2 separate regions of the Mus musculus genome follow, and region 2 is linked to region 1. The links are chromatin loops, found by intact Hi-C in ENCODE. Cell type or tissue: heart. All regions are shown on one strand. Each heading gives the region's core, and the rest is flanking DNA. Links, peaks and the distances in the headings are about the cores only. Region 1 holds the start of Irx4 (Iroquois homeobox 4). Region 2 has its middle 18 kb from the start of Ndufs6.

The links. A loop is a pair of places that touch in the nucleus more often than their neighbours do. Peaks named below come from ENCODE experiments on the same cell type or tissue, not always from the same donor. Only the 100,000 strongest peaks of a DNase experiment are listed, where the experiment ranks them.
Region 2: a loop joins it to region 1, with 2.3 times the contacts of the local background. A loop is called at or near these places in 12 of 42 quality-filtered maps.

What each region holds. Positions count from the first base shown.
Region 1 is chr13:73,253,912-73,266,357 of GRCm38, forward strand. It overlaps Irx4 (Iroquois homeobox 4), which reads left to right and starts at 6,586. Exons shown (of 6, transcript NM_018885.2): 1 at 6,586-6,965; 2 at 10,937-11,068; 3 at 11,547-11,798. The coding sequence starts at 11,024. In heart, for the core only: a CTCF peak has its summit at 6,642; DNase peaks (open chromatin) are centred at 4,680 and 9,980; H3K4me3 peaks cover 5,362 bases; H3K27ac peaks cover 6,823 bases; H3K27me3 peaks cover 6,467 bases.
Region 2 is chr13:73,304,549-73,316,994 of GRCm38, forward strand. No RefSeq gene overlaps it. Among named protein-coding and RNA genes, the nearest start is that of Ndufs6, 18 kb to the right of the region's middle. In heart, for the core only: a CTCF peak has its summit at 6,202 (motif pointing left); no DNase peak of the experiment used is centred there; H3K27ac peaks cover 3,119 bases; H3K27me3 peaks cover 502 bases.

The DNA of each region.
Region 1 (12,446 bases), core at 2,553-10,552:
TCAAGATCAAAACCCTGCACATGCTAAATGAGTACTCTAGCACTGAACTACACCCTTGACATTATATATGCTGCCTTTCCATTACATTTCCCCTTCAAGATAATGTATTTGGTTGGACTGGTAGCCCAGTGGGAAACACACTCGCCTCAAGAGCCACAGAACCACAAAAGAATATATATAACACTTCTGTCCAGTTGCTTTCTCTGTGGTAAAATTATAATCTTTTATAACAGGCACATAATCCACAATTTACTGTAATATATAATTATACAACTCACAATTCTATTACGGTATAATCCCATAATGGTATATAACCATATTGTGATCTTATTCATCTGACTTGTATCAGTGGGCTGGAGCAGGCAGGCCTGTGCTACTCTAACTAGCAGCCCCTGGATCACATGGGGCTTCTAGCCCAAGGAGAGAGGCAGAGGCTCTGATCCATGGCTCCACATCAGGGAGCCAGACTGCAGGGTTTCGGCTGTTAGGAACACTGCTTGCGTCAATAGGGGAAAGGACAGGGATGGATTTCCCAGGAGCTCTTAAAGGTATGTGTGGAAGGGTCAGACATTACCTGCTTTGATTCCTCGAGCCAAGGGCATTCTGAGGCAGTGAGGAACAAAATGGGTTGAATTTCACTAGGACTTCACACTACCTGCTGCTAGTGTGCCACAGCTCCCCAGCAGGACCATGGGGCAGGTCTGGTCAAGAAAACCCTTTTAGGGAAATCCCAGTGTTGCCCAGCAGGGGGGAAGTGCCAGAATCATCCCCACTCATGGACCTGGCCTCCTTTGCTGCCTCTTTGTCCTCAGTAGCACAAGGCTTCATGGTGACCCCAGGATCTCTGCCTCTTGGTTCTCACCATCACTCTCTGTGAGCTACGGTGTCTGGCCAAGCCACAGAAGACTGAGAATCCTGCTTGGTCTTCATTTTCCTGGCCACATTTACACACTCACACACTACGCCAGAGGTATTGCTGCCCTCTCCCGGGGTGCTCACAGATCACAGACTCTGCCTCCACTTCCTGTGTTCACAGGGTACATCTGAAGTGTCTTTCACGTCAGAAGGTGGCAGACATCCAGTGGGTGGATTCAATCTCAGGTCCCATCCAGAATGGTTGTGTGTCTCCTTGTCTAGGCCACTGCTAAATGTTCCCTTTGCTCTCCGTTCCTGGAAGGCTTCATTGAGTATGACATCATCAAATGTCTACAACATCCTCTGTGCAGGAAGCTGTACACCAGGGACCCCAGGAAATCAGAAAACAATAAGCATGGGATATTGATGAGCATCCATTCCAGCCTAGCAGAGAGAGAACAGGAAAGAAAATCAGACTACATGGAATGAATGTCAGGCAATGAGCAAGTAAGAGAGTACTGAGTCTTGCTTCCTAGGGCACTATCGGAAGGTTCAGGGGCAACTTCATAAAGTTAGAGACCAAGAATGTAATGAGATCTGCCCTAGAGGACACTAGAGTCGCAGAGGAGGAAGTTCACCCACCTAAAAGTGGTATTGACATAACAAGAGACTGGGATGTTCAGTCTGAAATAGTAAGTGCTTAAGGGATGGCACTTTCAGGTACCCCCTCATTGTGAGTTGGTTTATGTTCCTAATGTCCATCATATCAGAATGGGACCTTATTTGGAAGCAAACACAATCATGATGATGTCATGCTACTGCGGAATGGGCCCCGACCAACCTGACTACAGTCCTTTAAAAAAAAAAAAAAAAAAAAAAAAAAAAAAAAACGGTGTGCGCGTTCCACAGAAAGCAAAGGCAGAAAGGCCAGCAAGTGTAGAGGGAACTCTAAAGTCTGCCAGCAACTAAAGGAGAGGAGACCTGAGCCAGCTGCTCCTCCAAGAACCCTGTTGCCAACCCCCTGAGCTCATGCCTCTGGACTCTGAAACTTTGAAACACAGGTTCTGCTGTCTGCGTCCAGCCCGTGTTTCAATAGAGACACACAGGCAGCCTCCTGCCAGAGAACCTGGAGTCCAAAACCCGAGCCACAGTTTCCTCCAGGAAGACTGAATCGTGGACAATAGGTGCAGAATCCTCACCCTTTCCAAACAGAAAATGAAAAGGTTGTTAAATGCACAAGTAATTTTAACTGATTCATTCATTGATCTGGCTACTTTTAAAGTAAGACAGGAAGTATTTCTGTCATGCTTTGAAGTTGTGTTCCACAGCTCCGTCTCCCCCCTCAGGTTATTTTATAGCCATTATGAATGCGTTCCTTTTATCTGGGGCCTTCAATTAATTGAATTTCAAAAAAAAATACTATGAAACATCTGTGTGTGTGTGTGTGTGTGTGTGTGTGTGTGTGTGTGTGTGTGTTCCTTGGGGACAGTCTTGTGTGATGTGCTGCCACAGTCATTAGCAGTGGCCATTACGATGGTCACTGCCTCCAGCTACTCTTGAGTTTAACTGGGGATTTGCCCTGTTCCCTCCACTGGCCAGAAAAAGCACTTAGCTTTTCAGGGCTGCCTTTGGGTCACTGGTCACTTCCCTAAATGACCTCTTAAAGGGGACATACCAGTGAGAACTAGACAGCCCACCACAAATGCAGGCCAATTTGTAAATGTTCTCCGGCTTCATGGGCTTTTCCTGGTTATTGCTGACTTGACCTCACCTGGTAGGAAGCCCTGGTGAGGAACACTAGAGACCAGGTCCAAATGCCAACCCGAAGTAGAAAGTCTGATGAATGATCAGGTCTCGGGAGGAGACCAACCTCCTGTGTCCATCCTCTCTTCTCATTTCCACACTCACCTGTGAAGACATCACTGGGTGACATCACCCAGTCACCAAATTGTTTTCTGCCTGCAATTGCATGCTTGTGTGGATGTAGCAGCCCTTGGACAGCAACTGTGCCGTTTATTATTGTCACCATTCAGTGCTGTCTTAAGTGTTCTGCTGCTGTAACGACCGTGCTAACTCATATAACTCATATAAAAGAAAGCATTTAACTAGGGCTTGCTTGGAGTTTCGAAGGTTTAGTCCATTATTATCATAGCAGGGAGCATGGCAGCATGCAGATAGACATGGGGCCGGAGAAGGAGCTGAGAGTTCTCTACATTTGGATCTTGGCAGGAGAGAGAGAGAGAGGGAGAGAGAGAGAGAGAGAGAGAGAGAGAGAGAGAGAGAGAGAGAGAGAGAGAGAGAGACTTCTGTAACTTCAAAGCCTACCCCCATAACACATTTCCTCAAACAAGGCCACGCCTACCCCAACAAGGCCAACCCCCCTAATCCTTTGAAATAGTACCACTCTCTGGTGACCAAGCAGTCAAATCTGTGAGCCTCTGGAGGACATTCTTATTCAAATCGCCATAGGTACATACTTTTTCTCCAGAAACCTCCAGACTGGAAACCTATGAGGTCCCTGTCTTAAGGTCCCTCATCTGTCTGCTGTTTAATTTTTCTGAGGCCCCATCCACAAATACCTGTCCACTCACAGGCCACCTTTGTACATTTCTTCTCTGCCTACTGAAGCTCTTCGGTTTTATGCTAGAGCAGACGTGTATGTGGTATTTATTCACACACGCCTTTCCACGCTGGCACCTTCCTGAAAGATTCAAACTCAGCTTCGTGTGGCTGACTTTTCCAGCCTGGGTCTTTGTAATCTGAGGCTCTGTTTGGTAACTAAGCCCAAGCTCAAACCTATGGAAGGATGGATAGTGTTTGAGTTAACAGACTTTCATTGTTAAATTCGCATTGGAAAATGTACGGCTGCATTTTGGGTTCTGAGAGTCAGCCTGATGGTCCGGAAGGGAGAAGAGGAAACCCTAGATTTTCCTCTCTAGGTTTTGTTCTGACGCTGCAAGGATAACCCAGAAGGAACAGAGGAGACTAAGTTGGGAGCTGTTTCTCCTCCGTCCCAGATGCAGTCATTCTCAGCACTGACCGGCGTTCTACCAATCCTGTCCCTGGCCACTGTCGCCATGTCTCGTCAGATGCTACGCTGTTCTGCTGGATCAGGACAGCCTCCAAAGTACTCAGTGACTCTTCCTGCCAAGGATGACCCTTGGCCCAATCAAAACGTTTTTCCTCCGGGTCCCCAAAGAGGGTTGGGCAGGAGGACAAGCCCGTGGACGACATAAGAATGATGGACACTGGGCAGCTTCGGGGCCAGGCCTCTGTAAGCTCCAGCTGGAGGCTCAGCCCCAGATGCCTGTGCGTGTTCTAGCAAAGTCCAGGTGAGGAGGAGGCAGCCACGTGGCCAAGCCCCAGGGGCACAGAGACTTTCATTCCAGATCACACTCTGGCAGCTGCACCAGGAGGAAAGACAAAAGGGAGATTGAAAGAGGATCTGAGGGGCACAGCCGTGTGGGCAGCATCAGCTTAGTCAGCTGCCAGAGCCGCCCACCTGCTGGTTCCTAGCACTGTTCCCTGAAGATACACCTCAAGCTGCAGACCCACTTTCCAGATTGACCACCCACTCTGAAGCCAGAAAAGGGACTTTCCCTGCAGGCCCCCTAGCCAAAACCTGGGGTATTTCCATCATTTCTACAAGGTGCCAGTCCGGGGAGGGGGTGGGGGGGCAGAACATATCAAGGGGGCTCAGGGAAGCTGCCTTGCACAGTAGGTGGTGGCTGATATCTGTAGCTGCTTCACCCGGTAGTCAAAGCAAGGTCAAGTCCAGCAGCATTCAGCCAAATGAACTCTAAATTAGGAGATGGCACCTGCTCTTCCTCCCATGGAAGGCTCCAGAGCTCCAATTAAACTCCTATGCTGGGGTGGGGTCGGGGGATGGGTGCCACCCATGTGGGCTGGGTCATGAAGATAACACAGGCCATGATTTGTGCAAATGGTGTTTCTAGACTGTGGCTGGTACTTTGGGAAGCCTCGGTGAGCATGAAATGAGTCAAGTCAGCTAAGGTTGTAACACTCATGAACACATACATGCACCTTGCTTGTTTTAACTTTAAATGGAAGCTAAGGCTCACGGGAGAGGTACCCATGGGCCCGTCTCTGTCTATGCAGTGAAGTGCAAGGAGGTTCCTACAAACCCTAAAAAGAGCCCCAAAACAAGGGGGAAACCAGAAATGCCTGCTCCTTCCCTGGGAGCAGGCATGCCCCTATTCTCTACTTCCTTCTAGTTGGAATTAGACAAGTCTTCCCACCTTCCAAATGGATGCCTCCATCCTTCCTTAAATAAATAAAAACCCCTCCCCCATTTGCCTCCCAGGCTTGAAACAGAAGGGACAAGACCCAGAATCCAGGTCCCCTCTCCTAGCTTATTGGGGGCTATACCGGTGGCCTAGCAGGTTTCCAAAGCAGCCAGAGATTAAAGTAGTATCCGACCTACAGCAGCCCCTGGAACTCCAACTCAGCCTGGCTGGGCACTGCTGGATGGGTGAGGTCTGCAGCCACAGATCAGCTACAGGCTGCTGGGGAAGCAAGCAATTTGGAATTACCCCTCCAGCAGCTGCAAAGAGCTCCGAAGGGGTGGGGGGGGAGCAAAGGGGGAAAAATCAGAGATAACTTTCTCCGAGGTTATCTAACCCAACAAATCTCAAAGGTCATTGAACTGCTGTGGGTGAAGAGAAGTAAGTTGGGTCTTTGAAGTGAAAACTATGCAGGAGGAAGGGGTGTCCTGCAGAAGCCCTGGGGCTCTACAGGCCACAGCCCCTTCCTGCTCTAACTGGACAGGTGGTGCTCACACCGGGCCTCTCTCCTATACTGAGACCTTTGTAGGGCAGCAAGTCCACAAAAGGAGTCTTCAAGGGAGCGAAAGGCAAAGGCTCTGATACTGAACAGGAGGTGAGAGGGGTTCTGAGCCTGGACCTACCACTCCTGTCTTGGGCTCCAGCCTCAGGCTAAAGAAACCAGTGAACATCTGTCCTCTTTTGTGTTCCAGGTCAGAGGCCCAGCTGGATCCTGATAGTCCTGAGTAAGCTCCCGCCCAGAAAGGTCACAGATCTACTGGGATCCTCAGCAGTTTCTGTCAAATTGGACTACGGATTCCTCTTGCTCAAGTCTGTGAGGAAGACTTGCTGCCCAAACAGCCAAGAGCCAGGTTGGTTGGGACTATTGTGACCACAAGAAGGGAACCAGAACTGCTGCATTACAGTGGGTGGTGTGTGTGGAAAGTCGGGAAAAGTGACGGGGGGGGGGGTGCTTGAAAGCCCATTTTACTCCCAAGGATAGCATTGTGAGGGCAGAGTAGGTAGGGTCTGCGAAGAGGAATCTCTGTCCTAAGAGTTGAGGAGGCACATTTCCCAAGCAGACAGCATGGGTAAGGAAAGGAAACCATTTAGAGACCGGTCCGCGTGCCCAAGGCCTCTGGATCCACAGGGCAGGCCAAGCATTTGATCAAACCAGGGACCAATGTCCTCTGCTGTCCTGGTAGGGTTGGGCTGTCCTCTTAGGGCCCAGGCATTCTCGCCAAACCATTCTGAGGAGGCCAAGCCTGAACCCTCACCCTCAGGAACCCCTCATGCCAGCCCCTACACCCGCGCACCCGGTGCGCGGCCAGGGCGGAGGGGAAAGTTGGCAAGCGTTGGGCGCCCGCGGGGGGAAAGCGTTAATGGGCGGCCGGGTGGGAGCAACTCGCTCGCTCGCCCACGTCACGCCGGTGCGGGCTCGGCTGACGACCGCGGCGCCTGGGGACGCCGGCGCGCTCTGCTCTCCAGGTGCTCCGCCTGGAAATGTCTCCATTAGTTGTCGCTTGCTCCCCGCCGGAGCGCGCGCGCCCAGCGGCCGCGCAGAGCCCTAGCGGGCAGCCAGGAGTGGCCCGGCGCCACTGCAGGTAGGCAAGGTCCCCACGCCCGCCCCCTCCCGGGGTTCCGAGACCCCTCCCCCCCTTTCGAGGAGGCGGAGGAGGCAGAGGCTCCGCGCGGCCGCCGAGGGGCGCGGGCGGCGGAGGCGGCGGCGGCAGCGGCGGCGGTGACTCCCCGGTGCGTCCCGGGCTGCGCGCTGCTCCCGGAGGCCCTGGCGCCTAAGCGGCGCGGGCCGGCTCTTTCCTGGCGCAGGTAAGAAATTGTTTCTGCTGCTCAAACTTTGCGAGGATCGCTCTTGCGCCGGAGGGGACAAAGTTTGCTTCTAGCGGATAGAGGCTTTGGAGGTCGCTGCATTTGATGCAAGTTTTTGGTAAGCGGATGGGAAGGACCCGGCATCCGGGTACGGGATGCTCGGGTCCCCGCGGACCGTGTTGGCTTGCGAGGGATAGAACAGCTTGTGCTGTTGGACCCCCTGAGTGCGCTCCTTCCTTCCTTTGGCGGCGCCGAACGAACGAACGTTCCGTGGGGGTGCAGTAGGAGAGCTGAGGAAGAGAGGGCCAGAAAGGAGGGCATTGGGGGAAGCAAACGGGAATTTCAACGCGTGTCCCAGCAGCTCACCCCACTGGCTGAGGAAAGGGAGCAGTGGTTGACTGCTAAAGAATGATCTGAGGCAAGGGGAGGGTGCCCGCACCACGCAGCATCTCTGGCACCTAGGGCGTCTTTCTGAGCCTACACCAGTTGAGTGTCCAAAGTGGACCCAGGCATCCCAAGCTCCGGCCTAGCCTCAGACAAAAAGGCTCTTTCTTGGTGCCTGGCTTCTGTTTTGGCCTTGTGTTGTACTCAACTTCTCTCTGGGATAGAATAAGCTCCCACGGAGCTCTTGGTGTAGCTAAAAAGTGCTCCGAGGATCACTCTGGAGAGCCGGGACTTAGGTGGTGGCAGGAATATCAAGGCCAGATCCGCCTTCCTACAAGCTCTCACCAGTTCTGTGGCCATTATCAACCCTAGACTCCCAATTCTTGGGGCTAACTGCTCCCTGCTCCACCCCTTTGGTATCTGATCAGGCCTTCGGTCTCTGATCTCTTGAAGCCCTCTCCAAAGGTGATCAGTTGCCCACACTGCAGGAAGCCAAGTGGTCTGGCTACTGCTAAATGGTGGTTTATATTTAGGGGCCCTAAGAGTTTCTAGTCACAGCATGAAGCATCTATGCAAGATTGTTTTAGCTGAAGGTCCCTGAGATTCTGGGACTCCTGTCTGTTCTTAGAGAGCCCTGTGCCTCTACTCAAGGCTTGGTCTTTGAAGAAGGCACCCTTATATCTGCAGCAAGGATGGCCTGAAGAATATCTCATTTGGTAAGAGAGCTTCAGCCAGGTAGCAGTTTGTCAGCAAGATGTCGAGGTGGGTGCTGGCCAGTAGCAGGACTGGCCAGTAGGGACTGAGTGAAGACAGAATAGTTCAGTGGAGTCCTGACTAGCCCCTGCATGGGGTAGATGAGGTGTGGAATGTGAGTCTGCATCTTCGGGGACACAGTGGAGTCCAGTGCTCCTGGCTCCTAGGCCCAGGCCCAGGGACAGGGTAACTAGGGATAACAACAACATCTGGAGCCTGGAAGCTCTGACTGGAAGGCAGACCAGAATGCTGCTGCATTGAGGACCCAAGGAACACCCTGAGACTCCTTCCCCAGAGAGGGACTCCAGCTACCATACAGGAGTCCACTAAGGAGAAAAGTGGAAATCCTCAGGATTAACATTCCAAACCCAACCCCAGGAGTCCAGGGGAAGAAAACTGAGAATGTTCATTCTGGGTGCACTGCTTGCTGCCAGCTGAGTGCCACACACAGGCCTGGTCTTCCTTCTCCTTCCCAACCAGTCTGTGCTTACCACAGAGTCCCCAAAGCCTGGGCCTCAGGAACGAAGGGACAAAAAGGCCCCTCACTGAGGTACACCAGTCTACTGCTGGGTTCCTGCTTCCTACGTTCCTCTACCTCCATTTACAGAGCCCCTCCTCTGCCTGCGCTTCATCGTCAAAAGAAAGCAAGTTGTTTGTAAACAATAAATAATGAAAGTAGTCGTCGTCGGATGTTCAGCCAAAGCCTCAGTAAAGCCTGAAAACTGAAAGAAGCTAGAAGCGGGTTGGGGGAGGGGAAGAAGCAGGAAGAGGGAGAGGCTGAGATTCATTTCTACTCGAGAAGCCCCGGTGGCTAGTTTCTTATTATTTACAGGGAGGAGGTATTAGCAATTCAGGTGAGAAAGAAATAAACACAGCTTGCCATGAAATCAATACAGAATTCAAAAACAATTATTAATGTCATTCGACTCGTGTTCTTTATATATATCTCTCCCGGCTACCAACGCTAAACTGCCTGAATAATTTGCATGGGGCAGCTATTCATTATTTGCGATGGTTTCCTTCTTTGCAAGCAGTTCGGACGTGGCCGGCTGCGGTCCAGCGCGATCGGAGAACTCGTATTTTCATCTGTAAATTAAAGCAATTACGCAGCAGATATTATATGATGTGTACTGCGGTCTCCAGATAGTCATCCATCACTTTCAACCAAGCTGTCAGGGCCGGCAGATTTCGTTTCTGGGAGGCAGCCTTGCAGCTGGGGAGAGGGCGCGAACGTCATCATTAATTAGAGGGTGGCCCTGGGGCGATTCGCAGGTCTGAACCCAGGAATCTTTAGGAGCAAGTCTGCACAGCTCCGCGATGAGCGGCTCTGCTGCTGGCGGAGCGCGAAAGGCTGGCCTGGCAGGCCAAAAGAAGTAGGGGCGAGCCAGGCTCTGGGAAGATCGCGGCATGAAAGCCCTGAGAATTCGGGGTGCCCTGGTACACCAAACTCCGCGCACAGACCGCTCATCTCCGCTTTGACCTCGGGGCAATATCTCAGGGCCCAGATTAGCGCAAGAAGTCTTGAGAGGCTACTGGGCCTCTCTCGCAGAGCACCTTACACTCCGGGCTAGAAGCTATGTGAAGCAGACCAAAGGGTGCCAGGACTAGGCGCCCAACGCCCCTTTCCCTGCACCTAACCCTGCTGCTCCCTAGGATCAAGGAGCCTACGGGAAGAGCCCCGGGCCTAGTTTGGAAATGTGCTCTTCCCAGCGAGCAGCGGCGTCTGGCAGTCTCTGTCTTAGCCTTGGGATGCGGAAGGCCACAGAGGGCGACCAGAAGAGGGAGGGGAGAGGAAATGAAGTGAAGCCAGACGGAGCAGTGGCATGACCTGGAGTGAAGGGGGAGGGGCAGTTTCCAGGGACAGTGAGCTGCCCAGAATGGCACACTCAACCGGTAATAGACCCGGGAAGCCCCGCAGTACCTGGCTTCACCGATCCTGAAAGTGCAGGACTCCAGGGAGGGCGTGGGAGACATGCACACACATCTGAAATTACGTCGCCATCTGAATGCGGGCTCTCCTGTGGTGGCAGTTGGTTCTAAAACTCTGCTTGGTGCAGAGTAGAAACTGCTGAGAGGCATTGCTGAGATTCTTCTAAATCTAGGTGGTGAAGAAGTGTGCAGAGGCACGCTGTCCCATTCTCAGCGCGAGGGGCCCGCCGGGTTTGCAGGGCCCATGTCCTTCCTCCCTGGGCGCAATGCAGCGAGGGCAGCGGGCGGCTGCAGCCAGCGCCCGGCTAATTTAACTGTTGATTACATCTTCACTGAAGACTCACTCGTGTGTCCCTTCATAGGTCTCATTTGTAATTGAGACTAATGATTACAGTGGGGTGTGAAGGAGCAGCTGCTCGTTAATTAATTTCTAATTAAAAGTGCCTTCCGTCCTCCGTGACTAAGGAGAAACACCGTTCGTCGGGGCGATATTGACTCCTTGGATGGAGTTCATTTGTTAAAGCTCGATGGCCCTCAGCCCTGCTATCGCAGACATGGATCGTCTGTGCCCCGCCCGGCCAGCATCCCTGTGACCTGTCTGAGGCCAGGCCAAGCCACAGAGTGGGCTGACGTCAACGCTTCTGTCGCTTAAAGCCGCGCACATCTGACTTGACAGACTCAGTTTTTTGTTTTGTTTTGTTTTTGTTGTTGCTGTTGCTGTTCTGTTTTGCAAAATATGTATTTCTATCATCGCAGCGAGGCCAGTCGGTCCCAGAGCCCTGTGAAGTGTTCAGACTTGGAAACTAAGAGAATCGCTAAGAGAAAGGTCACTCACTTACTTACCTGGTTAGGAAAGTTTGAGCAGCATATGGGTGAACTAACCACCTCTTGCTCTGTCCTCCCAGAGCCTAGGATCCTACAACTCCGGAGCAGTGCCCACGCTGTGCACAGGACCCCAACGGCCCCTCAGACCTTCTTAGGCCGCACCCGCCATGTCCTACCCGCAGTTTGGATACCCCTATTCCTCTGCTCCTCAGGTAAAGGGACTCCTACAACGGTCTGACAACGGGGATGGGAGAGGGAAGAGCCACCACTAGATGTCATTTCCCACATAAGCATGTCCTTGACTGGCTGGCCCTTATACTGAACAAACATGACTTGTGTGGAAGGAGGATTAGGGGAGCTAGTAAAATCCTGTTAGTGGATCTGAATTCCCTCTTGTTTAACCCTTCAAACTGTACCCTGGGGGACCCTAGCAAACACTTGGGCCAGACATGCTTGTTGAGAAGGCACACAGGACCTTGGAATTCCCATGGAGGATTTGAAAAGCTGGCTGGACCCCCACACGTGGCCAAAGAAAGTGAGGCCTAAGCGTGGCCAAAGAAAGCGGCTGATGGGGGAAAAATTCATGTCTGTCATAGGTAGCAGGAGGCCCCTAGAGACACGTGAGGTCCTTGAGGGTCCAGCGCCCTAGTCTCTGTCCCCTTGCCCACTCTACGATTCCTCCCACCACAGTTCCTGATGACCACCAACTCCCTGAGCACGTGCTGCGAGTCGGGCGGCCGCACACTGGCTGATTCCGGGCCTGCAGCCTCGGCACAGGCGCCCGTCTACTGCCCTGTCTACGAGAGCCGGCTGCTGGCCACTGCACGCCACGAACTCAATTCTGCCGCCGCGCTCGGCGTCTACGGGAGCCCCTATGGCAGCTCGCAGGGCTATGGCAACTACGTGACCTATGGCTCTGAGGCATCTGCTTTCTACTCTCTGGTAAGGGGACAAATACCCTCCCACCATCCCAAGCCCCGCCCCGCCCCGCCCCGCCCCGTACCTTGAGTTTGCTAAGTGTACTTCCGCCCCTGGCACGAGTGCCCTGGATACCCTACAGGTTGGGGTAGGAGGGAAAAATGAACGTCAGCTTTGCCTCCTGGTCCGAATTCTGCCCAGGTTCAGATTCCGCTTGATAGATCCGTGAGACCAGGTGTCTAAAATGTTGCTTGTATTTTTAGTTTGCGTTGAACTCTGATCAGATTCCCGGCTTCCCAGAGGGGTGACTCTCAGCTTCAAATTCCTTCAGATTTGCCTTCTGACCATAGTACAAATTCATTCCCCTCTCCCTCTCCCTCTCCCTCTCCCTCTCCCTCTCCCTCTCCCTCTCCCTCTCCCTTTCCTCCTCCCCCCTCCCCTTCCCTCTTCCTCCCCTTCTCCCCCCCCCCTCTCTCTCTCTCTCATGCACCCTAGCTTTCCCCAGCTCCGACCCTTCCCTCCCCCTCTTCAAAGCCTCTTCTCTACCGGGTTCATCATCCCTAGGCCTGGTGGCCTCTCTGGAATCTTTACCAGTCCCTCCTCTTTCTTTCCTTCCAAGCTTCTTCAAGAACGCCCTCCTCCTCTCTTTCCCTTCCTCCACCTATCTCACTT
Region 2 (12,446 bases), core at 2,441-10,440, 51 kb after region 1:
ATAGAGGACTCATTAGAGAACCCTAAGAGGCATAGGGAGAGAGTGAGGCCTGGCTCTGGGACTTGATTGGCCACGGTGTGAGGACAACCCAGAAACAGTGTTCACAGAGCATCCGTGGAAGCCTGGCCAGTGTGTGCACTCGTGGGACCCAACTATGGCAGCCTGTGCAGAGGGGCAGTGAGAAGAGGTCCTCAAGGATTGTAGACCTTCAGAGTTCACAGAGCCCCAGTCACTGGAGGCCTTTAGATTGTCATCTGTCACCTATTGCCCCTGTGGAGGAATGCAAACCCTAGATAGGGAGCATGGCGCTGCTGAGTCCTCAGAAGTGAGCCTTGCATGCATGCCTTTGCTGAGAGAAGAGGGCCAGGCACTGCCCCTTCGGCAGCTGTGTTAGCGCACCCACTATCAAAGGGAACAGGCAAATCAGCACTGTGCTCTCAAAGCCTGGGGCTCAATGAAACCAACACTGGGCCCAGGCGCCATCTGTCCTGGAATGTCCTCCTTACTGGCTATTACCCTGACTGACAAACTCTTTGCAGTTTATCGTCCTTGAAGATGGAAGAGGATTTCACCCGCAGGTGGAGGGGAACAACCTTGCAGATAAAAGGAGGGAACTTTAAACTGCATTTCTGGTGCTTCAGTTGATAAAAGGTGGCTAGTTAGCAGAATTATAGGAGGAAGGAGCCAGGGAACAATGATGTCTCTGCCACAGCATTTCATCTTTCATATCAAAAGTTTAATTCAATTAATAAGCATTTTTGTCAACCTCCCTCCCCAAAACCCTCAACTTCAGTACATATTTCTTTTAAATTTGGGGCTAAATTGAATTGTTCTGTTCATAAATTAAGTGAGTCTTGTAAATAATTACACTTACCACAAAAATACATCTTAAAATAAAGATCTGGAATAACACAACTTGAGGAGGGACTCGTGGTGTTCCCTGTCCCCTTTAAGATTCTTGCTGGGAACACCTTCCTATGTTGTCGGCAGACAGCAGCAGCAGGCAATTTTGTGACCAAAGTCCAACACAGGCCTTAAAGCACAAAGAAACCACCCAAGCATCCAGAGCCCGGAGCCCCACGGCAGCAGCAGCGACAGGGCCTTTATTCACAGCCTGGCAACATCACAGCTGCTCCCACTGCTAGGTACCAACTACAAACAGGTTCTCCCCAGCCTCCCACCCTCACTACGGGGGGGGGGGGGATGAGAAAAAGTGCCTGTGGCTTTCAGAAGTTGGGGTTTGGGGCAGGGGATTATTTAAATGATACAAGTAAAATAACACAGCTACCGCCACACTGCTGTATTTTAGCTCCCCATACACTTTACCTTGGTTTCTATAATCAGTGAGGCTGCATATGCAGTTTCATTCTGACTTCCCAGGCCCTGTGGTGAAGACTGTTGCGTCATCCTCTTCAGTCTGTCAGCTGAGCTGCAGCCTTCCCAGGCACAAGCACTGATCAGTGGTCCCCATACACAGCTCCAGAAGATGCAACAGTGGGCCAGCATTCTTTGTCTGGGAAGGCAAAGGGGCTAAGGATATAGCTTATCAGCTTTAATGCCTTCTGTCCATCCCAGGAAGAGTCAGGATCATATGGATCCTGTCTGCCAATCCCTCCTCCTCTCTCAGTGTAGACTGACTCTCTGTAGGGGCTTGTGCTGTTCTTTAGATTCTTTGTGGGTACCCCACCCGCCCAGAGGAAGGCTGCGTTCCTTTTAGTAACAAAGACAAGAACTACAAGAGCTCACTTGAAGAGTGTTTTCCTCCTGTGGTGACGTCATCATAGCCTGCTCACCCTCATTTTAATGATGCTGTGAAGTCTCATTTTTAATTACCTGGGCAGAAAGGTTCCGACTCCATCCAAATGCTCTCTGCCGCAGAAGTATCAGCGCTCCTAACCAATTACCCACATTTCCATCTTACTTATTGCAAATGTGACCTTTCGTTAGAATTTGATTGTGAGCCTCCTGCTGTGAGCAATAGCCATGTCTTGGAGGCCTGTTCTCTCTGCCTCCTGACTGCTGTTACTGTTAATCCCCTTTGATAGCTGGAGGACAGATGGGTGGGACACAGAAGCGGTGACACAGGGAGCCCAGACTGCCTGGTCTCCTAAACAGTCCCATATCCATGACAGGGACAGAGCCTAGAAGCAGGTGTTCAGACTGTGGATGAAGCAAATAATCCTCTGTAGTTCCAGGACCTTCTTAGCCCATCGCTGCCACCCACATTTGACACAGAGCTTTGGGGGAATTCTGGTGACTAGGAAGCTTGGAGAAAGTAAGGTTGTGGCTGTTAATCAGGGTGATTTTCCTGCAAGGAACACTTCAGCACATCAGACCTGAGTCTGAGGGGCATAAGCCACAGAGACCCCATGTGGAGTGTGGGACAGGTCTTTCCATAGGAGGAGAATGTTACTGAGGACTGAGGCCCATAGGGAGTCCAAGCCGTCTTCTAACAGCAACCAAGAGAACTTGAAGAATAGGGAGCCAGCCTGCAATGGTAAGGCTGACTAGGGTGGGGGCAGGCGGGGTGTCACAGGGTCTCAGACTCTTGAGTGAAGCCTGAGGTAGCTGTTAAAACACAGCTGGATGGCTTATCCCTTTCCTCTTCCAGGGGGAGCTCAGACAGACCAGTTGTGGGGAGAGGAGAGACAGAAACACACGGGCCCTTTCATCCAGCTGCAGCCACTACTACAGATCACACACAGAGATCAGAACCAAGTACCTCACTATGTGGAATTCAGATCCAGGAAGCTAGAATCAGGGCAGGAAGTGCTGCGGCCTTCAGCCTGAGAGGCATTCGGAGCTACTGCTGATACCCGTGGACAAGAAGTGAGCCTCACAAGCTCGTCTCCCAGAAGGTAACCACAGCAAAATGTCTCTAACTGTAGAGGGGTAGGGGTGGGGGGCGATAGAAAGGATAGGCAATGGGGGGGACAACAGCAGGCAGAAGTGGAAGGTGGCGAGGGTGGAGGATCATGGTATGGTGATGGACAGTGATAGTGGAATGATAGTCCTGACTGCTCAGTAGTGTTGGAGAGTGGTCAGCAAAGCTGGACACTGATGGCTGGAACCAGCGGGACACGAAGCGTGCATGATGCTCACCTGACTACCTCCTAAGTGCCTCTCTCTTCTGTTGTCCTGGTAGATCCTGACCTCATCACTTCTGGGCAAAATCCTGGTCACGGGGAAGGAGAATCCCAGATTCCAGCTCCTAGATAGGGTCCCCAGCCCTGGAGTGACAACTGTAGGTACCCTGTGACCACCCCCCAAAAGCATTAAATAACCAATAAAAGAACTAAGCACAGGCTCTGTACAGGACACAACAATTCCACTGCTAGACACCTACCTAAGGGAATTGAGGACAGGGAAGAGATACTACCCACTCAAAGTCACAGCAGCATCCTTTAACCAAGCACACACTCGAGGATGACAGACGTGAGAACTACAGCCGTGCCACAGAGCACTGAAAGAAGGGATGTTCTGACTCTTGCCCCAACACAGTGGCACTGAGAGATATTATGTCCCATACATTAGCTAGTAGCAAAAGGCAAACACTGAATGAACCCTGTGACTCCCTAGAGTGAGCAAACTTGTGGAGACAGAGGGTTCAGTGGGAGAACCCGGGGCTGGGAGAGGAAGGAAGATTCGTGTCTCTTGGTGACAGAGAGTGTTCTGTAGATGGGCAGTGATAATAATTGTACACTGTATACATAATGCCATGAAATTTAACACTTAAAAGTGGCCACAGGGTGAAGTCTGGAGCTGGACTCTAGCCCGGGGGTAGCATGTTTGCCTGGCATGCACAAGGCACTAGGTTCAATCCCCGGAACCCTAGGATAAAGGATTAAATGGTGAACTTCATGCTTATATTTCACCATGGTTCAAAAAGTAATATAACTACCAGACTGCTGCATGCCATGCTTTAAATGTCTTCTTTGTGGATTTGATGCCATGAATTGTTTCTCAATGACATTCGTTGTTACGCTGACAGCTACAGTCCAGCTGGGAAGACGACAGTCCTTCCTGTCGCTGAAAATGCACCATATTCCTGCCCCACAGACCTCGCAGAACCCGCCTTTGCTTCCACTTCCAGATCATCTGTATGAACACTGCTCTGCCCAACTCTAAGCCATTCCTGACACTTAGCAGCAACATCTTCCCTGGGATGGAAACCGAGCTGCCTGGATTTCTAAAGGTTTAGTGGTAGCAGCCTGGACCCTCCCCTACCCGGGCTGAATCTCCATCTCATAGGACCAGACTCAAATTCATAAGTTCTATGGTAGGCAGATACACAGTCACAGGTCCTGCCTGTGTGCTGACTGACCTGTCTGATCTCCCTCTTACCTGCTCACACTAGTTCTGGCCAAACTTTAGGTGGGACCACCTTGCTCCACCCTGCACCAAATGCCCAACAAGCACACCTGGCTGGTGTGCGCAAACGCAGCCAAGGCAGTTGAACTAACAGGTGGAGCTAACCATAGAACCTGAGCAGGGTACCAGGTAGGAAAGACCCAGAAAGGACTCTGTTTGCCTTTGATCACTAGGGTTTGAATGGCAAGCCTCCAGTGTAACACGTCTCAAAGGTGCTGTTTTATTCTGCTCCTAAAAGGTTTGTTGTTTTTGTTTTCAGTTTTGTTTTTTTCCTCCTGGTCGTAGGCTACACGAGGTTGAATCTGAAGACTCTGAATCAATCTCTAAAAACACAGTAGCCACACTGAGGACCACCACTGTATATTAGTCCCCCGTGGAGCCAGGATTGTTCTGAAATCACAGCCTTTTCTTGTGCCATGGTGGACAACCACTGATCACAGACTCTTTAGAAAGAACCCCAAGGCAGAGCCAAGGCTTGCCTCTCAGAGAAGTCAATCCTAGAAAGGGCTGGGTAGTTCCCCAGTGCCATTTGTGAGCCTCTACTCTCACATCTCCTTTAAGTCCCACAGCCCCAGGCCCCAACACCCTGAAGAGTCAGGAGAACACACCATGGCAGCTTCGGTTGTTATGCATCCAATGGAAGACAGCTTTAACATGCTGTCAGCCATTATTCCTGAGAATAACCCTGGAAAACAGAGCCCACACTCAACACCAGAGGTTGTTAGCACTCCCATACAGAGCGTGAAGCTGGGAGCGATGTGGTAAGGGTAGGGAGATGGCCAGTGTGGTCAGCTGCCTTTGAAGGCTACTCCCAAAGTGTGCCCCCATCTTGGCAACTGGACTTAAGTGGGTGCTCTTCCACCACAAGCTCTGAATTCTGAATGTGCCAGATATCCCAGTGAGCAAGGCCAGTAAGAAGGTTTCAGCGTGGGTTGCGAGTCCCCATCCTGTCTCACTTCTGCTTCGTTCCTAGGTTCGACACAGTATTCCCAGGAGCGGAGACTCAGCATGGAGATTAAGTCGTTAAGGAGTGCGGGGGGACACCTCATTCATATTTCACAAGACTTAGTGCATTTAGAGCACGATTGACTGGAATTTAATTGGGTTAGACATTATCAGTTTAAACTTTAAATAACTGCACAAAAATGAAATTTAAAATCCCCCGTGTCTGGTGGATTAGCACTGTAATACTAGAATGGCCCCCGAGGAGAGGGGAGGTGAGCATTGAGCACCAGAGTACCGTGCCGGGACTCTCAGCCTCCGTCCCAGTGAGCTGCCTTCTGTCTCGGTGGCCAGCGGATCTTGCTGGCCGCCACAGCGGTCTGCAGCCTCATTGATCACCTCCTTGGTGCAGTAACAGGTCATTCTCATGGCAACCTGGACGAGGAGGTGCTGGAGCTCGAAGGCTGGGAAGCCACAGCCGCCAGGGGGCTCAGTGCCTGCCTCGTCCTCAGGGGAGGCTGCCACCCACACACCAAGCTAGACTTGCCCTCAGCTGGGCAAGATCAAGGCACTGCTCAGGGGTGAGAAATCAAACCCTGGCCCATTCTACCTTTGAAGGGTTTCTGTTTCCCTTAGGCCTGTCATGTTAAAGGAGGGGCTCACTCAGAGGCTGTACCTGCTTTGGGGAGACAGAGCCTTGCTTCCCTTGGCTTCTAGATATCTCTCCAAATAGCTGTTAATGTTGCCAAGAGCAGATTTCAAAGGCAGTATCATCTGCAGATTCTGGGCCTCTGCACAGTGTCAGGTGTGGTCATCTCCAAGGACTTGGACCCAGCACCCCAGCCTCTGGGGTCCCTGTTACTGAGACCAAGAGGACAGCTGTGCACTACTGCCCTCTGGTGGGCAGGCAGGGGCCAGTTAGGCATGAGTCCTGGCCTCATCCCAGAGCCACCCCTTGCCCTAGTCAAGGAAATGCAGAGGACTGCTCCCTGCAGGGACTGGTGGGAAAGTATCAAGGCCTGTGCCTGGAAGCTGGGGTGTCCAGGCAATAGATCACTCTGGGGAACATTAGTCCACATTCCTGTCTTTGCACCATATCCCACGACTGATGATATTTTCCAGAATGTTCTGTGTGGCGGTAGAAGTCAGAACAGCATCCAAATCTTCCTGTACAGCACCCACCTTACATTCTTGGAGAAGTGTCTACTGATCTCAGATCCTGCCCCTTGTTCAGGGCTGGGGTCTCCTATATAGGAGCTGTTGCCCTGCCAGGACAACTTTTCACTCACCACCCTGGACAGTGTATGAGCTGGGGCAGGGGCTGTCATGCCATCAAGGATGGTCAGATAGGGCTCTGGGCCAAGTGCTGCCCATCTGTCTTGCAAGCTCCCAGTGTATTGTCACTGCCCATGGAGGGACCATCCCCAGAACGTACAGGAGGCAGGTAACCCTTAGAGTATTAAAACACAGGCCAAACCTAGCATCTGTGAACATGGTGAAGCATCAGAAGTGTGCCTGTGGCTTCTAGGCACATGTTCAGGTGAGGCTGTGTGGATGTGTACAGACACCTAGGAACCCTGAGTCCCCACACAGATACAGCCCAGCATGCCCTCGCTGGCTCTGTCCTTTCCCAAACCTTCTGTGGGCAAACAAGTAGCTTGAGTGTGCCTTGGTCTATCAGATGGAGCTGTTGCCCCTTTTCTAGAAAGAACCAATTTCCAGAAAGTGTCCTGTTTGTTATTAACCCATTGGTGTCACGTAGAGCACATGTCACACGTAGTGTGCATGAGTAGCCCCTAATGTGAAGGCCACTTCCATCTTCTTCTTCAACTCAGGAGTTCGGCCACCTGGGTTCAGGTTGGGTTCTGATAGAAGGTGAAAAGAATGAACGTTTGCCAGAACCAGGATGCTCTGGGAGACCCAAGCTTTCCCTTGTTTAACCGTGCATGTAGTATTGATTCTCAGGACAAATTAATAACCCCTTAGTCAGAATGGCTAAAATTAAAACATCCCAAGAAATGCTTGCGTGGATATAGGGAGAGATAAACACTTACTCACTGCTGGTGGGAGCACAGACTGATGCAGCCACTAGAGAAACCAGTGTGGATGTTCCTCAAAAATGGAGACATAAGAACCAGGTGCATCACTCTTGGACACATTCCCGAAGGATTCTATTCTACTACAGAGATACTTGCTCATTCCTGTTCATCGCTGTTGTGTTCACAATAGCCAGGAAATGGAAACAGCCTATGTGTTCTTCAACTGAAGAGTGGATAATGAAAATGTGACACATTTGCACAACTGGATCTTATCCAGCTGTAAAAACAAAATAAAATTCACAGTAAATAGATGGAGCTAGAAACAATCATCCTGAGTGAGGTGACCCAGGCCCAGGAAGACAAACGTCACATCTCCTGTCATACATGGATTGACTCTTCAGAAAATAATAAGGGGCCATGTACAGGGGGAGGCAAGATTCAAGGCATGGGGGTAGAACATGGGTGGGGTGAAGTGGGAAAGGGGAATAATAGAGCAGAAATCCTTGAGTAGGGGAAGGGCTTGAGTCCAGGTGGGTGGTTTGAAGGAGAATAGCCCCTATGGACTCACATACCCGAATGCTCACATACCAGGGAATGGCACTACTTGAGATTAAGAGGTGTGGCCTTGTTGAAGGAAGTATGTCATGGGGGGGCGGGATGGGGGAGCTTTGTGGTTTCCAAAGCCCAAGCCAGTCCCACTTCTTGGGATGTAGAACTTTCAGCTACTTCTCTGTTAGGTCTCCAATCCAGGACAAACAGATGAGGTGCCTATTTAATATAACAAAGCAGACCTGGCCTCCAGGTCCCCCTAGCATCCTTCAGTTCACACCTGTTATAGGGTCCTCCTGTCTGGCATACCCTGCTCCCTACCCTAAACTTCTCCAGCCCAGGGGCTGGGCTGCCCTTCCGCACATATTCCAGACATTGCGGTTATCTGGCCTTTTCTCATCTACCCTTTACCCTCCTGGCCTCTTGATCTGATTCTTCCTTTCCTCTCTCCTTACATGGCTCGGGTCATGGCCACTCTGAACCTACCAGATGTCCTTGTGTCTGGCTATGCTCTCCCCTTTATCTATAATAAAAGTCCTACTCCGCCATACAAAGCCTTGTCCTTTCCTTTTTATTCCGTTTATCCATTCATCTAGCACAAACCCAGAACCAGTTATATCCTTTCCTTTTTAACTTCTTCCTTTCAGTCAGCTATGCTCCCCATCATGATGACAATGGACTGAACCTGTACAACTGTAAGCAAGCCACAATTAAATGCTTTCTTTTATAAGAGGTGCCATGACCATATTGTCTCATCACATCAAAAGAATACTAAGACACCAGAGTAAGAACAGAATATAGGGAAGAATAATTAATACTAAAAACCTTTGAAAGAGACTGACTGCAGAAGCTTCCTACATTTACACACATGCACACAGATGCACACACACACACACACACACACACACACACACACACACACACGAGTTTGACTGGAATTCCTTATAATGTGGGAGGGATACTATAGATAACAAATAAAAAGCCTAGTGCCAAGTATGGGTCATCTCTTTTCAAGTTGTTGTCCATGAGGTCCCAAAACATAGCAATTCCCCAAATATTAAAGGCTATTACCACTGTTAACTATCATACAGAACCTAGCTAAGACCCTATTGCTGACCCACACTGTCAGCCATACTATGGAGAAATCCACACTGTCAGCCATACTATGGAGAAATCCGCTGCTACTCACCTGGAAGCATCGTCCCTACTTGAGCGGGTTCATAGTGCTGGAAGGTGCTCTGCATGCTACCAGGGAAGAAGGCATCGAGAATCTTACCCATCTGTGAACTCTGTGGCTTGACAGGCTATGTCCCTTACAACAGGGGTAATCAACTACCTTCCGATTACATTTAAGGCCGATTACACAAGAAGGAATTTATGCCTGACACCATTAATTGGGCCAAGAATCTGTGGTTGGGTAGGTCACAGACTAGCAGCAGAGAAGCTGCTGCTCTCCTTCCACTAAATGGACACAGTGTTAAAGGGCCCCCGAGTACTTATCTTTATTCCCAACCCTCATTAGAGGATCTTCATTTTGCAGTAAATGGCAATTAACGTCAAAACCCACTACTGGTCACTGTGCATACAATAATAGACTATAAATGGGGCTCCTGCAGGTGTGCAGAGAGTAAGAGACTATAAAACGGGGCACCTGTGGGTATGCAGAGAATAAGAGACGATGGATGGAGCTCCTACATCATACTTCCTCACTCTGAGATCACCAAGGAAGAAGGGGCAGAAAGACTGTAAGGTTGTGTTTAGTGAAGCAGTTTTCCGTATGTGAACTCACCACAGCTGTGACTATGTGCACAAGACCTGCACCAGATCATCATAGATAGGGAAGTTGTCTGTCACAAAGCCCCACCCTAGCTGAGGAGCTGCTGGGAACTGATGGCTGCTGGGAAAGGAGAGAGAGTTTTCTTCAGGGATGCAGCCTCTGAGAAGCTATCCACATTGCAGTAGGTTGTCGTACACCCACTCGCAAATAGGCAGCACTAAGTGGACTCTATGGCTTTAAAAATAGAGTGCATAAGAGCACATAAAGTGATAGGAGGGGCTGGCAAGATGGCTCAGTGGGTAAGAGCACTGACTGCTCTTCTGAAGGTCCTGAGTTCAAATCCCAGCAACCACATAGTGGCTCACAACCACCCATAATGAGATTTGATGCCCTCTTCTGGTGAGTCTGAAGTCAGCTACAGTGTACTTATGTATAATAGTAAATAAATCTTTAAAAACAAAAACAAAGTGGTAGGAGATAAACTTGGAATTGGAGGAGTAAGCGATCAAAACACGTGATGCATGTATGAAAATTTCAAACAATAAAAAACTAAGAGTGACTCAGTGTGATCCAGAATGACTTTGCTGAAAGAATCTGGTGTGGTTTTAAAATTCAGTATTACTAGCAATACTACCTAGTTTCTCCAGTGTTGGGGATATTTCATAGCTGATAGTGATGGTTGTACACAGATGCGTGCATTCAAGAGCAATTGCTGCCAAGCTGAAGAGGACATCTGGTGACTCGAATACTCAAGAGAGCATAGCTTCCTTCTCCACTCACTTGGTGACTACAGCAGGGCACGATGGGAGACCACAGCAGAGCATGGTGGGAGGCTGTAGCAGGGCATAATGGGAGACTGCAGCAGGGCATGGTGGGAGACTACAGCAGGGCATGGTTCAATGCAGAAGTAGGTGTGAAGTTTACCAGGTCCTGTGGTCACTACTGTCAGCATGGCACCACCACAGACTACAGTGTCAACATGGGGCCCGAACATGGTGAATTTTTTTCTCTGAAATTTTCAGTAATTGATAAAATATTCTTTTTGTAAATCTTTTTCATGGGAACAGTATTTTCATATGTCACATTTACTATCAAAATTTCATATAGTATACAAAGATGCATAACTGCCCCCCCATCCCCAGAATTACCTAGTCACTGTTCTAGTAAATATATCTGTAGATGAGAGCACACATGAGCAGAATGGCTGCAGTGGCCAGCATCCGAGCCATTTTACATTTTCTGAACACTCAATTCATGTATATATTCTAGACAACAATGACTCATATTGTTTCTACACCTCTGTGTCATCTCATTGAATTAGCAAAGAAATCAAATCAGAACTATATTATTAATCTGATCTGCCCATTGCCAATAATCCTCCACAGATATCCTTATGTGTAAGTCTTCATAACTTGCAGGTATGTAACTCACAGCACAGCCTGGTGCCAGCTCACCAGAGATGGGGATCTGTGCCTCCCCACACCATGGCCTCCTTTTCTTTCAGAGCCTTTACTCCTTCCCTCATGCCCACCTTCCCTCGTGCCCACCTCTCACGTAGACCTACGTCACAGAAGACCAGGGTGTTCTCACCACGCAAGCTGCGTGTGACTTTTCTCTCTTTAAAAGAAGTAAACTTCTGATGTGTCCAACATGAATAATAATTCTCCTACTCAAAAAAGCAGCAGGAGTGTGGAGTAGCTGAGACAAACCAGGCAGTAAAAGACTGAAGATTGAAACTGGAGCATTAGTGATCACATCAGATGAGAATGGGTGAGACCCCCCAGCTAAGGGACAAAGGACCTCCGCTGGATGGCAACGCTCCTACCAGACCTCACTCGTAGTAAACATGTGACCTCACCGTAGAAATAGATCCAGCAGCAACTCAAGGAAGCAGTTCTGGCAATCTGGGGGTGCAGCCCACCACGGCAGGAAGCCAAGGCAGCAGCAAGGACTTGGAGCAGCTGCTCACACTGCAGAAAGCTGGGAGGGGGTGCCCTGTCCCTTCCGCCTTTCATTCATTCTGGGGCCTCGGCCCTTGAGACGATGCCACCCATATCTCTCCTCAGTTAAAGCTTCCTGGGAATACCCTCACAGAGCATCAGAGGTGACTCGTAGGTCATTTTGAACCTGTCAGGTTGACAATGAAGATATTATCAGTCAAAATGTCTGAATGAAGGTCAAACTAAGGGCTGGAAAACAGGCTTGAAAGCAGTGTTACAGGGAAAAAAAAAACCTTCATAACTCTGAAAGACGCCAGTCACTGAAAAGACATTAGGTAGGAAGCTGAAAGCAGTTTCAACAATAGTCTTCATAAAACTAAACTAAACTAAAACTAACTAAATAATAAATGAATCTAAAATGGAAGAAAAGGGTGAGATGGAAAGAGAGGTCCTGGTCCCTCACTGAGACTGGCCAGACACACATACAAGACTTTCCTAGGAATTAGCCACCTAGTGGACTGTGAAACAAACCTTACTGATTTTATTTTCTAATTCATCTTTATTTTTACTCTTTGAGAGTATAATATAATCACATCATTTCCCCCCTCCCCTTGCTGATTTTAAATGGCTGAAAGTACACAGAGAATATTCTGAGGCAATAACACAAATCAGCCCAAGTGGTCACCAGGTATCCCGTGCACTTTACTGTTTGTACTGGCTGATCTCATGTCAACCTGACACAGCTAGTGATCAGAGCAGAGGGAGCCTCAATTGAGAAAATGCCTCTGTCAGATCCAGTTGCAGGCTAGCCTGTAGTGTCTTTTATTT